3 separate regions of the Homo sapiens genome follow, and regions 2 and 3 are each linked to region 1. A link is a contact called in ENCODE Hi-C or POLR2A ChIA-PET data. All regions are on one chromosome and are shown on one strand. Each heading gives the region's core, a stretch centred on a gene start or an enhancer-like site at or near the end of the contact. The rest is flanking DNA. Distances are from core to core; before and after follow the strand shown.

The links. A loop is a pair of places that touch in the nucleus more often than their neighbours do. ChIA-PET counts read pairs that join two places held with the same protein, here RNA polymerase II (POLR2A). Pooled maps may share reads with other maps.
Region 2: a map of CD8-positive, alpha-beta T cell shows a loop between it and region 1 (13-fold over the local background). The contact joins the promoter of CAMTA1-DT here to the promoter of ENO1 in region 1. A Hi-C loop is called at or near these places in 1 of 168 maps with a recorded cell type or tissue (CD8-positive, alpha-beta T cell), 1 of 37 single-sample maps with no recorded cell type and 10 of 50 pooled maps.
Region 3: a loop to region 1 is called in a map with no recorded cell type, with 19 times the contacts of the local background. The contact joins the promoter of TARDBP here to the promoter of ENO1 in region 1. A Hi-C loop is called at or near these places in 1 of 37 single-sample maps with no recorded cell type and 7 of 50 pooled maps. POLR2A ChIA-PET finds 5 or more read pairs at or near these places in 1 of 52 experiments (activated B cell).

What each region holds. Positions count from the first base shown.
Region 1 is chr1:8,875,492-8,880,253 of GRCh38, forward strand. ENO1 (enolase 1) reads right to left here and starts at 3,195. Exons shown (of 12, transcript NM_001428.5): 1 at 3,089-3,195. It overlaps ENO1-AS1 (ENO1 antisense RNA 1), which reads left to right and starts at 3,344. Exons shown (of 2, transcript NR_038351.1): 1 at 3,344-3,469; 2 at 4,074-4,394. RefSeq lists enhancers at 2,032-2,624, 2,625-3,218, 3,219-3,810 and silencers at 2,569-2,688, 2,899-2,948, 3,669-3,918.
Region 2 is chr1:6,783,262-6,787,570 of GRCh38, forward strand. CAMTA1-DT (CAMTA1 divergent transcript) reads right to left here and starts at 1,719. Exons shown (of 3, transcript NR_149049.1): 1 at 1,397-1,719; 2 at 888-962; 3 at 631-784. It overlaps CAMTA1 (calmodulin binding transcription activator 1), which reads left to right and starts at 2,193. Exons shown (of 23, transcript NM_015215.4): 1 at 2,193-2,314. The coding sequence starts at 2,270. RefSeq lists enhancers at 559-1,235, 1,236-1,910 and silencers at 1,036-1,095, 1,176-1,235, 1,366-1,775, 2,116-2,275, 2,486-2,755 and 1 more.
Region 3 is chr1:11,011,138-11,015,514 of GRCh38, forward strand. It overlaps TARDBP (TAR DNA binding protein), which reads left to right and starts at 1,517. Exons shown (of 6, transcript NM_007375.4): 1 at 1,517-1,606; 2 at 2,579-2,828. The coding sequence starts at 2,591. RefSeq lists silencers at 950-1,179, 2,589-2,835 and enhancers at 1,220-1,549, 1,260-2,227.

The sequences.
Region 1 (4,762 bases), core at 1,945-4,444:
AGGTCACAAGCAAAACCACCTAGGGCCAAAAAGAGGGTGGCGGGACCAGGGGAAAACCTTGCTTGTAGCAGAATTAAAACAAAATAGTGAATGAAGTTTGGACATAATTCTTCAGATTAATATTCACTTAGTAGGTATTTGATCAGAAATTCTGAGTTTGGAAGTCAGGAACAATGAAGTCCTTGGACCGTGTGATCTTGGCTACTGCCACTTCCTGGGACTTTCCAATTTCACAGTACTTGGGTCTTCAGTGTTGTTATGTCATTAATGATAACATCTTTATTTTATTTTAGTTACTTTTTTAAGAGATGGCGGTCTCACTATGCTGCCCAGGCTGCTCTCAAACTCCTGGGCTCAAGCGATCCTCCCCTGCCTTGGCCTCCCAAAGCATGCTAGGATGATTATAGGGGTAAGCCACCAGGACCAGCCAATAATGACATCTAATTATTTCTTCCCAACGGGGTTTTATAATTTGTAAATAGAGGAAAGATTCTTTGAACACCAGGATACTTCAAGGGAAGGGGCTTCCTTTAACACCACCTTAAAAAAAAAAATACAAGAATTTCCAGCAATGAACAACAAATACCAATTCCTCAAAGAAAAACCCATTCTTACTTTTTTCCTTGGCGCTCTCCAAAGAAACTAACTGAACAACTTATAGAACTGAGGTGGGTGAGAGGAACTTAGTGTTTAAAGCCATTATCTACCTGGGCTCCCCTCCAACATCTTCTCTGGAATGTCCTGAGGTGGCAAGTGGCAGGTTTTTAACTTTCAAAATTATTTACTGAAGTCACTTCTGTGGCTTTGTTGTCTATGTAACAATGGAGTTTTATTCATTAGCCAAAAAAAGGTACTTACTTTTTACTAGGTTCCAAAAAGGCAAATTTGTTTAAACATATTTTTAGATTTAATTTTGCGTTTTGGCAAATTATATACCCGAGTAACATTTCCATCACTGCAAAAAGTTATCTCAGGCCATTTCCAGTCAATATCCCCCTGCCCCATCTCCAGGCCACCACTGTGGTATACTTTGAGTATTTCAGTCATACTTTTAAAGGCAATTTTATTAGGGTGCCTCAGTACTTTTGTTTTCATTTTAGTGACTTAAGACGAAAGAAAGTCTTGGCCGGGCGCGGTGGCTCACGCCTGTAATCCCAGCACTTTGGGAGGCCGAGGAGGGTGGATCACGAGGTCAGGAGAGGAGGCTGAGGCAGAAGAATGGTGTGAACCCGGGAGGTGGAGCTTGCAGTGAGTCGAGATCGCGCCACTACACTCCAGCCTGGGCGACAGAGAGACTCCGTCTCAGAAAAAAAAAAAAAGACAAACGTCTTAGGATGTGAAAATAAAGTGTGATTTTTTTTTTATTTTTTGAGACGGAGTTTCGCTGTTGTCGCCCAGACTGGAGTGCAATGGCGCCATTTTGGCTCACTGCAACCTCAGCCTCCTGTCTCAGCCTCCCGAGTAGGTGGGATTACAGGCGCCTGCCATTACGCCCAGGTGATTTTTTTTTTTTTTTGAGACGGAGTCGCGCTCTTTCGCCCAGGCTAGAGTGCAGTGACACGATCTCGACTCACTGCAGGCTCCGCCTCCAGAGTAGCTGGGACTACAGGCGCCCACCACCACACCCGGCTAATTTTTTGTATTTTTAGTAGAGATGGGGTTTAGTAGAGTAGGATGGTCTCGATCTCCTGACCTCGTGAGCCACCCACCTCGGCCTCCCAAAGTGCTAGGATTACAGGCGTGAGCCACCGCGCCTGGTCGATTTTTGTATTTTCAGTAGAGACGGGGTTTCACCACGTTGGTCAGGCTGGTCTCTAACTCCCGACCTCAGGTGATCCTGAGGAGGCCCACCTCGGCATCCCAAAGTGCTCGGATTACAGGCGTGAGCCACCGCGCCCGGACCATTCACAGCTTTTTTAGCTGCCTGGATGGAACCCCGAATTAGGGACACGGTAAATGAATGGAGCAGTCAGGGCCCGGGTGGGCCTGAAAGGCAAGTGAAGCAATGGACCCTACCGCCCAGAGAAGCGCACAGAGCAGGGGAACATTGAACAGGAAGCTTTCTTAAAATACATCCTTCTTGGCCTAGCGCGGTGGCTCACGCCTGTAATCCCAGCACTTTGGGAGGCCGAGGCGGGCGGATCACCTGAGGTCGGGAGCTCAAGACCAGCCTGGCCAACATGGTGAAACACCGCCTCTACTAAAACAACAACAACAACAAAAAAAAAACAAAATTAGCCGGGCGTGGTGGCGCATGCCTGTAATCCCAGCTACTCGGGAGGCTGAGGTAGGAGAATCGCTTGAACCCAGGAGGCCGAGGTTGCGGTGAACCGAGATCCGAGATCGCGCAATTGCACTCCAGCCTGGGCAACAATAGCAAAACTCAAAAAAAAAAAAAAACCAAATCAGATCAGGCCCGATTTTTGGTGGCCAGCCGGGGAGCCGCTCTTGCCCAACTTGGGCGAGGTCGCCTGGAGGACTTGCCAATGATCTAACGGCTCTGCTGTAGGTTCCTCAAGAGGTGCCTTCTCGGAGTTAAATGAGTCACCGCTTACTAGGCAGAAGCGCGGGCCGCGAGCGCGGGCGAGAGGCGGGGGCTACCGGTGGGGGAGGGGGCCGCAGCCTCGTGGCCATCTCCACTATCGCCGCCCTCCTCCATTTTAGGAAGGGCCTGGCCTGAGTGGCCACCGCCGCTAAGTCTGCGTCTATCCCAAAAACCTTACACTTGGCTACGATGGAAAAGCAACTTCCACTCCCAACTCCCGCTGTGCTAAGCAGCTCGCGTGTGCAGCTCCCGACCTTCCCTGACAGTGACTCGGCCCCGCAGTCGGTAATCACGTGTTGATCTGCACTTTCCCCTCCAAAGAAATCGGGGGCCCAGCACGTGCGCCTGGCATTGCGCCCCCGCCCCGGGCCTCGGGGTGAGCGGGGGCGCCAGTTCCCACCCAGGGAGGCGGCTTGCACGTGCCCCCGACCCCGCCACGCTGGGCCTGCGGGCGCGCCGCCTCCCTCGGAGGGAAAAGAGCCCCACAAGCCCAGAAAAGCCCTGCGCCGCCTGCCCGTTGCTCAGCCCTTCCCCAATCATTACCTAGCCACTGGGTCTCGTCGCCTAGGAGAGGAAGCGGAGGGTGCTGCAGACACCGAGGTGAACGTAAAGCCGGCGAGATCTCCGTGCTCCGGGTACCCACAGATACTGTCCGCGCCGCCCGCGCCGACTTCCTGCCTAGCTAAGGCGAGCCCCACCCACTTCCCGCCTCCGGGGCACGCCCCCTCAGCTCCGCCTCGCCATTCGTCGGGAGAGCCGTCACTCATTCCCTCACCTCCCGGAAAGGGGTGGGACTGCGACGGCTGCAGTAGCGTGGAAAGGGGGGTGACGTCCCGCGGACTTGAGGCGGGCAGATCTGGGGGGCCCCGACTCCCCAGCGGCCCTGTAGTGGTGCGGGCGAAACTCTGGCCCCAGATAGGACCGGTGAGCCGAACTGGGGTGTGCGGAGCCGGGGCTCCGGGGGATGGCCCGGGGCGGCGTGGCGGGCATGAGAGCTCGGGGCTCCGTCACGTACTCCGAGTCCCGCACGCACTCAGCGTCGCTCTGGGGCCCCACGTCCGGCCCTCGACCTTGCTGACAACTTTGGCGGCCCGGGCCTGCCGCGGCCCTCCTGCCCCGCCCCTCCTGCCTCGCGCCGCGATCCGAGAGACCCCGTTGGCGTCGAGTCGTTGAGAGGCTGCGCGCCTCGGCCCCACTCCGGGGTTGGGGCGCTGGCCCCGCCGCAGCGCTGCGTGTCCGGGGCCACGTGCGCCGCCTGCGCCTGCGCGCTGCCCTCCAGCCGCGCCCGTCTGGCCGGGCTCCGCCTGGCACCCGCCAAGGTGACCCTGTCCCTTTCTCCTTGCTGCGGTGAGAATCAGGCCGAGACAGCCAAAGGAAGGTTCACTTTCCTTTAATTCTACCTCATACTTTTTGAGTGCCTTCTAGGTGTCCGGCGCGCCCCCACGTGCTTCCCCAGTGTTAATTCATTCTCTCTCTAGTCCATGTCATGTTGCCTCTCAAATTTTACATCCCTCTCATTCCCATCTAGGGAACTAGATCAAACCTACCTGGATTCTTGTGAACCATTCATGTGAATTATTTGGAACTGGAATTTCACACAGACCCGGGGAATTTCTCAAAGTTCAAGACGGGTCATATTCCGTGGAATACGGAAGGAGTTGGAGTGATTTCACTTTTCTGATCAAGAACTGATAGCCATTAAAACTCAGCTCCGCAATATATCCCCCCACTCCAAGGGAGGGCTGAGATGATCACTTCGTTTTCTGTTACGGCTACTTTTATATTTTTCAACATTACTGCTGGTCTGTAAGAGAACTAAAACATCTGATTTTCCTCATTTCCTTGTAAAGAGGTGTTCAAATATGTACTTGAATTTAATTATTTCTTCTGGTCAGCTGCAAAACCTGCTTTTCTTCCTTAACCCCTAGCATTTTTATCCTCTTAGCTACAGACAGGTTTCCATGGCGTTGGTTAAAAATTAAGGCCTATTGAGACCATAGTATTTGCTTTCCAGTGAGTAAGAAGCAAGAACTTTAGGATTAAATTCAGCAAAAAGAAAAAAAAAAAGAGTAAAATTTTGCAAGCAGAGTTTGTGATTTCACCAGCAACACACTAACGTTTTTGGCTACTGAAAACCACTATCCCCAGCCCCATGACTCAGCAGCTAAATCAACAGCCAACATCTCCTACTGGTAAGGACTCTAAGAAATCAGGCAC
Region 2 (4,309 bases), core at 469-2,968, 2.1 Mb before region 1:
AAGTGATCTGCCCACCTTGGCCTCCCAAAGTGCTAGGATTGACAGGCGTGAACCACTGCACCCGGCCTGTATCGGTCTTTTTTAAAATGCAGTTTTTTTAGCCTATCATCTCACCTCATAAATGAACACCATAATTTTGGGTATTGCCCCCTCTATCTAGCAATGGGTGATTTTCTGTTTCTGATGTCTACAACTACCATAATGTTCCACTGTGTAGATGTAACACAATTTACTAAATACCCAATATTAGCACATGTAGGATGCTCCCAATTTTTTGTTGTAGTTAAGTACAGTGATCCTGTGAAGAATACCTTCACACATACAGCTTTTCTGGCATTTAGTGTTATTTCCTTAGAACAGATTCCCAGAAGTAAGATCACTGGGTCAAAAGATGCAGACATTTTTATGGCTTTTAATACATACTGTAAAATTGCTTTTCGAAAGGAATATACTAATTTACAATGCCACCAGCACTTCTTTTAAGAATCCGTTTCTCCACACAAATCGTCAACATAGGTGCTATTAAGAATGCTAATCGATAAAATATTGTCCCGCCGTTGTTAAAATTTTGCAATTTTTGAGGCTCATAAAATTAAAGTTTCTTGAAGAATGAGTGTGTAACACAAAACATTCTTTTGGGACATCTTTATTTCTGGAAAACCTAAGACATTCTTACTTGTGAAGACCAGAAAAAGAACACATGTTGTTAGGATTGGCACAGAATTCAGTGTGACAGTCAATCTTAATGCCAGAACACTTGAACGAGGATTTTTCACTTATTTTGCTAGTTGTCACCAACAGTAGCAAAAGGAAAAATAAAATGCGGAAGAATGAAATGTTCTTACTGCAAACCGTACAAGATCACATTGAGGGGCTGGAGCTCTTACATTCAACTTTTCTTTCCTTTTTCTTCTTTTTAAACAATTTGCGATTGCAGCCTCTCCTTTTGTTTCCGGTATTACCTGCCCAGGAGCAGAATTCCTTACTTTCTCCGGAGAGAGGCCGGTCCCTGGGAGCGCTGCCCAGCCACCCGCACGCCTAGCCGCCCCGAGAGCCGCACTCGGCGGACCCGGTTCCTAGGCTCGTTCCCGGGGCACCTGGCGGGCGCCCACCTCCCGGGGGGCACGTGCTCCCGTACGCAGCGCGAGGGCAGCGGGTGCCTGGCTATTTATTAGGAAAAGCCCCGCGCGGACTCTCCGGATTGAGGAGGGTGGGAAACTCGGCTGCCCAGCGCTCCACCCGGGCGGCCGGGGCTGGCGCTTCTCTGCTTTCGGCCGGCGGCCTCATCCTGGGACAGGCAACCATGAGTCATCCGCTCCGCGGGTCACATGGGCAACGTGACCAAAATAAAGTTTCGGTATTTTAAGCCGCCAGAAAAGGGGACAACGGAGCTCACCGGGGGCGGGCACAGGAGGCGGGCGCAGGCGGGCGGCGCCGGGGCCGTGGGGACGCGGCGCCGAGGGGGCGGGGCCTGGCGGGAGGCTCGCCCCTCCCCCACGGCCGGCAGCGACGCCCGGACTCCTAGGCAGTCGGACTCCAGGGCGCGGCACCCCTGCGGACCTCAGCCCCGAGGCCCCCCGCGTCCGGCTCCCCACCGGCAGCGGCGGCGGGCTGCGGGATCCCGGAGATCCCGGCGCGTCCCCCACAGCCACCGGGACCCCACGCGCCAGCAGCGGCTTCCCCGGGAACGTCCTTCAGCCCCGGGAGCACGCGGGAAAAGCCCCAGCGTGCCAATGAGGGAGCGCCTTCCTCATGACGGTCACGCTCGGGGGCGGGGCTTCCCTTCGCCGCTCCCGAGTTCCGGGAACCCCCTTTGATTGGTCTGGACGGCCTGGGAAACACTGTAGTGACGCCCAATCAAAACGCCACGTCTCGGCCTCGAGGAAATATTCCGTGTCGGGCCCGTCCTGATTGGACAGTTCTTTCGGGTTCTGGCCACTAGGAAGCTTTGTTTAGGTCCGGAAGGCGGGCTTTCCTGGGAGTGGGTGGGGAGGGGGCGTTGATTCTTGACCAATCCTTTCAGTCCGTTGGGTGGTGACCAGCCAATGGGCCGGATGGATAGGACGCTCCTCCCGGAGAGTAGTGAGACCCCTGGTGCGGGGCGATTGGCGGCGGGAGCGATGAGTGGCAGCCGCACGGCCCAACGGGAGCTGTGCGTGGGCCGCGGGGCGGGGCCAGGGCGGGTGCGCGGCGGCGGCGGGGTGGCTGGGCCGGCGGCGGCGGCGGTACGAGGCGCGCGCTCGGGGTCCCGGTCGCGAGGAGGAGGAGGATGTGGCGCGCGGAGGGGAAATGGCTGCCGAAAACAAGCCGGAAGGTAAGAGCCGGAGCGCGAGGGGCTGGGGGGCGGCGCGGCGGGCGGCGGGACCCGGCCCCGCCGGACATCCCGGGCATCGGCGGCGCCGGGCGGGAGCGCGGGGGCGCGGCGGGCGGGCGGGCGGGCGACCCGGCCGGGGAGGGGGCCGGCGGGGTGGGGGGGCGGAGCGCGGCCGAGTCCTGAGGTGACTCGCGGGGCCGGCGGAGCGCGGCGCCCCACACCCCACCCCCGGGGGCGGGCTGGGGCCGGAGGGGGCGGGGGGCTCGCGGGGCGGGGACCGGGCCCAGCGAGGAGGAGGAGCCGGCGGAGGGCCGGCGCCTCCCCCACCCGGACCGGGCATCCCCGCCGCTCCCGAGCCCGCTGCGCGGCCCCCGCACCCCCGGCGCTGGGTCCACGGTGGGGGCCGCGGGGCGGAAAGTTTATCCGCCTCGGGTCCTCCTGGCCCCGCGCCCCACTGCTCCGGGCCGGTCCCCGTCGGGCGGCAGCGGCCGGCGCTCAGCCCTCGCCGGCCCCCTGCTCTCCGGCGGGCAGGGCCAGATGTACTCTCTCCGGCACCCTCTTCAGCCCCGTGGACACCTCCCTGAGCGGGCGGGGGGTCCCCGAGCTTCTCCCCGCCAGGGGGACCCCGTCCTGCCGAGCGTCCCTCGGCCGAAGGGCCTCGTGTGACCCCTCCCCCTTCGCTTCCCGGGAAGGGAAGGGGGCCTGCGCAGCATCCCCGCCCCTCGCAGTCGTTCACATCCTACTCTTGCCCTTGCACCCTCACAGCCAGGAGGGTGGGGTCTCCGTTTCTATGGCAAGTGAGGATCTCCACACTCCCTTGCCCTTTACCTTCCGTGACCCCGATCCTTCCTTGGCACAGGGGTCCGTCTGATCTGCTCATCTTCTTTGGATTCTTTTGGGGCCTCTGCACACTCTCCGTTGACCCTTTTTGCCAGGACAAGGGGACTCAGGCTGCCCATGTTCTTCTTTCCTCACCCAGTGGATAGTGGGGGCTTGTGCAGCTCTGAAGTCATTTCTAAATAGGAAAGCAGACACTTCTTCCAGATCATGCATACTCTTACACTTTGCTGGGTTAGGGCGAGCTCATTTCCTAAATACCCTTTGAGTTGCCCTCCTTTTCTTATGGAGACAACTGGACGTTCACCGTGCTCCTTTCGCCATTTGTGTGTCTACACTGACTTGTTCTCTCTTCTCGGAGTTCCTTGTCTGGGTGAGAGTGGGCGCCCCAATAAGATGTAGGGCAGGGCTTCCATTGTGCCTAGTGCTTGAGTGAAAAGGGGCCACACTAGTTGCTCCTGTGTCTGAGGAAGACCGGGGTATATTTTTGCCTCCACTTGACTCTTGTGTCTCAGGAGGGGGCAACCTTCATCAGTTGACACTACCTCACTGGGAAAAGGGTCATGTGGCCTTGTTTTTTGATGTTTTGATTACTGTCTTCTGTGCAGTGAGAACCAGACTTTGTCCGTCCCACACTCAAGAGTCCTTGAACCTTTCCTGGATATAAACTTCCCGATTGTTTTTTGAGAGAACTCATATCCTCCTCTGTGGCTTCTGCTTCGCAGTCAGCCATATTTAGTGAGCCTGTTACTTTGACTTTTTCTAATTTTCTCAAATTGTATTCATGTTGGCTGGGTAAGGAGAAGCCATATGCCTTTCCATTCAGAAAAGGGAGTGTAGACACCCGTGTCGCCCACATGCCATCCTGGAAGAGGTTGCTTGTGTGCTCCTTGTTGTACTAGAACCTTCCTTTGGCTCTGGTGTTGTCTCTTGTGGGATCCAGACATTTCTTTAGATCTTGTAGCTTTCAGAAGGGGGAATTTGAATGCTTTCTGTTTTTTGCTGTTCCGGTTCTGCTTTGGAGAACCAGATCATGATGCTATATTCATTTGTTTACATATACATACATGTAGGTATACACAGATGAAATCACATTCATTACATATACAGTGCACAGGAAGTTGGAAGGGTCAGATGACTAGCTCTACATTTTGGGTG
Region 3 (4,377 bases), core at 267-2,766, 2.1 Mb after region 1:
CCCAACTACTCAGGAGGCTGAGGCAGGAGAATTGCTTGAACCGGGGAGGCGGAGGTTGCAGTGAGCTGAGATTGTGCCACTGCACTCCACCTTAGGCAACAGAGGGAGTCTGAAAAAAAGGAAGAGAAAAGAAAGAGAGAGAGAGAGAAAGAGAGAGAGGTAGGGAGGAAGGAAGGTGGGAAGGGAGGGAAGGGGGGGAAAGGGAGGGAAGGGAGGAAAGGAAGGGAAGGAAAGGAAAGAAAGGAAAGAAAAGATAGAAAAGAAAGGTGGCTCGTGCCTGTAATCCCAGCACTTTGGGGAGCTGAGGCAGGCGGATCACTTGAGGCCATGAGTTCGAGATCAGCCTGGCCAACATGGCCAAACCCTGTCTCTACTAAAAATACAAAAATTAGCCGGGCATGGTGTCTTTGCACGCCTATAATCCCAGCTATCCCTTGAACCTAGGAGTTGGAAGTGGCAGTGAGCTGCAGATTGCGCCACTGCACTCCAGCCTGGGGGACAAGAGCGAGACTCCGTCTCAAAAAAAAAAAAAAAAAAAGTGAAACAAAAAGTGTGCCTTAAAATAGATGAAGTACTGTATTATTATTATTATTAAAGGGCTGGAGCCAGAACAAGTTAGCATTTTGTGCCTCGAGATTCAAATCCCAGGTCTACCATTTATTCCTTGGGTGACATTTTTTTGGGGGGAGGGGCTGGAGGACAGGGTCTCACTCTGTCGCCTAGACTGGAGTGAAGTGGCGCGATCTCGGCTCACCGCAACCTCCGCCTACCGCGTTCAAGCAATTCTCCTGCTTCAGGCTCCCGAGTAGATGGGACTACAGGCGCGCGCCACTACCGCCCGGCTAATCCTTGCGTCACTTTAAGCAAGACACTTGATCTCTCTGTGCCTCAGTTTCCTCACCCGCAGAATGAATATCAATAGCTCCTGCTACACAAAACTGTTTGGGCTATTAAATATGTGAATACTCAGAAAGTACCTGGCACAAAGTAGCCTTATCATTGCTATTATTTAGAACAAAGTTATTGTTTCCAGGTTTGGAGGTGGGCTGGCGGAGGGAGGAGAAGACGCACTAGGTTGCCTTTCAGAAAAGGGGTCCAGGCCTTATCCTGCCTCCCAGGTGGACTCGGCCCGGGATCCCGAGCCCCGCCCCCTCCAGGCCCCGCCCCGCCCCGCCCTCGCTGGCCGAGACTCTGTGCTACTCTCGCGCGCTTTGAAAGTGCGCGAGCTCCGACCGAGACCTGGGCCGGCGGTTGGTCGGCCGAAACCATCTGCTACGTTACGTGGGGGGAGGTCAGCTCCTATACAGCCACACTTTTTTCAATCTTCAGCTTTTCAGGCCTAGGTCCTGGTTTTATTTTAGCTTTCAGAGCTTCTCTGTAGGCTTGAATTTCCAGGAGGCAGCCCGAGTCCCTGGGGAGAGGGTCATCGTGGCTCTCGTCGGTGCCTTCCACCTCTGGACAGGCAACCGGTGGGAGAGGACGCCGGTGGGCGGGGGGAGGAGGCGGCCCTAGCGCCATTTTGTGGGAGCGAAGCGGTGGCTGGGCTGCGCTTGGGTCCGTCGCTGCTTCGGTGTCCCTGTCGGGCTTCCCAGCAGCGGCCTAGCGGGTGAGTCGCGGAGCCTTCTCACTGAGGACGCCGTAGGTGCCTCGGCTTCTGCATTGGGGCGGCCCGAGGCAGACGCAGCGGCTTCGGACCCTGCCCCGGGAAGTCAGCCGTGAGACCGGGCCTAGTCCTGCCCGAGCGGGCTCGCGCGGGAGCGTCGTTAGGTCCTGGCACGGGGAGGCCGGTGGCGCCGAAACGGGGGGCCGGGCCCGCGGTGCCGCGTAGCCTGAGGCGGAGGTTGGCCCCGGACCCGGACAGTGCCGGAGCCTTCGGTACTTTGTACTTCGAGGGACGCTGCCAGCTTGGGCCTGGTGCTCCTGCGCCCCACCCCGGGCCGCGCCGAGAAACTCCTCCCTCGGCTGGCACGCGCGGGCTTCTGGGAGGCGACGGCCGGCACCGCCAGGACCTGTCGCCGCGGGCCTTGGGGCTCGGGCTCGCAGAGCCCCCGGAAGCCCCAAAATGAGGAACAGAGGGAAACTTTTCTCCTGTTCTTTACACCTGGTTCACTGCCCATATTCAGTCTTCAGGTTCAGCTGATGGATCGCTTGCTTAGGAAAATCGACTGGGACCTATCACGCCCATGCCTCAGCCAGTTAGGCTCCTCCTCTGCCTTCAGGATTACTTAACGACTAACCCGATTGTCATAAAATAGCTACTGTTTATTGTTCCCTTGCATACCCTAGCTTGTAACCAGCAAGCCACGTTGGACTCACAGTTACAGTTTCAGTACCTGACGCATCATAAGCCTTCAGGGAAAGTTTTTTGAATGAATGAACTGGCGAGGCATCACATTTTGATAGGAAATCACTACCCTTACCTTCACCTCGTCATTTTTCAGGGATAACCAATGCATATACGAATCCAGACAAGCATTTTTCTGGAAGTCAGAACTCTGACATGGTTTGGGTATTATCATTATAAGGAAACAGTTATTCTGACATGAATGTTGTTCATTCATATCTCTTTTCTCTTTAGGAAAAGTAAAAGATGTCTGAATATATTCGGGTAACCGAAGATGAGAACGATGAGCCCATTGAAATACCATCGGAAGACGATGGGACGGTGCTGCTCTCCACGGTTACAGCCCAGTTTCCAGGGGCGTGTGGGCTTCGCTACAGGAATCCAGTGTCTCAGTGTATGAGAGGTGTCCGGCTGGTAGAAGGAATTCTGCATGCCCCAGATGCTGGCTGGGGAAATCTGGTGTATGTTGTCAACTATCCAAAAGGTTTGTTACCATTTGGTTTTTGTAATCATGCTGAAGTGTGTTCAGGTGTGTGTCTCATCCATGGATCTTAGCCTCTTTTGGTGGCAGAATGTCTCCTGAAACTTAAGTATTTCCTTGAACTTCAGTGTTAGACAAGTTTGGAAGACCACGAGTCTAAATTTATGGAAACTGGGGATTGTAGATCATTTTAAAAGAGAAAACAATGTATTTAAAAAATATCTGAATAAACTTTGCCAAGTTGATGATAAATTTCAGGAATCACTAAGAATGTTTTGTACATAAATCATTGTTGTAAATAGATTCTTCTGAAGTGCTTCAGTGTTTGGATTTGATCATTGTCCTTTTGGTGTTACATCATTCATTCAGCAAATCTGAGTTCATTTTTTCCCTTAAATGAGCAAACAGTTGGAGTAGCCAAATCTTGAATTAGTGCAGTTCCAATTACAATTTCGAGGTTCTGGTCTTATCCTTCTCTCTGCCTCTTATCAATGATGTTCTAAATCTAAGAAAAGGAAGCATGAAGTTTAAGAAGTGTGCCAAGGAAATACCTAATTTCAGCATTTTGAAGTAGTGTGCTGTTAGTAGTCGATCTGTCTGTGTGTTCCTTTTATTATAACTTGGTATTGCAACAAAGTCCATCAAATTTGGTCAGTATGCAAGACACCCTTTTACATGTCTAGGAAAACTTTAGGGCTAGGCACGGTGACTCATGCCTGTAATCCCAGCACTTTGGGAGGCCGAGGCAGGTGGATCACCTGAGATCAGGAGTTTGAGATGAGCCTGGCCAACATGATGAAACCCCATCTCTATCAAAAACACAAAATCTCTGGATGTGGTGGTGGGTGCCTGTAATACTAGCTACTCAGGAGGCAGACGCAGGAGAATCGCTTGAACCGGGAGGCAGAGGTTGCAGTGAGCAGAGATTGTGCCATTGCACTCCAGCCTGGGCAACAAGAGCGAAACTCCGTCTCAAAACAAAAAAAAACGAAAACAAAAATTGGCGTGGTGGCGGGGGCCTGTAGTCCCAGCTAGTCTGGAGGCTGAGGCAGGAGAATCGCTTGAACCTGGGAGGCGGAGATTACTTTAAGCTGAGGTCGCGCCGCTACACTCCAACCTGTGACAGAGCAAGACTTCGTCTCAAAAAAAAAAAAAATTGATAATGTAAACTCGGGGTTTTTAGTATGCTGTTTCTTCAGCCAGTGGGTATAGATTAATATTTACTCAAATTTAAAATGTCAGGCTCGGTGCAATGGCTCACACCTGTAATCCCAGCACTTTGGGAGGCTGAGGCAAGCAGATCACCTGAGGTCCGAAGTTCAAGACCACCCTAGCCAACATGGTGAAACCCTGTCTCTACTAAAAATTCAAAAATTAGCCAGGCGTGGTGGTTCGCGCCTGTAGTCTCAGTTATTTGGGAGGCTGAGGCAGGAGAATTGCTTGAACCGGGAGGTGGAGATTGCAGTAAGCTGAGATCGTGCCACTGCTCTCTGGCCTGGCAGCAGAGCGAGACACCGTCTCAAAAAAAATTTTTTAAATGTCATTTAATTTA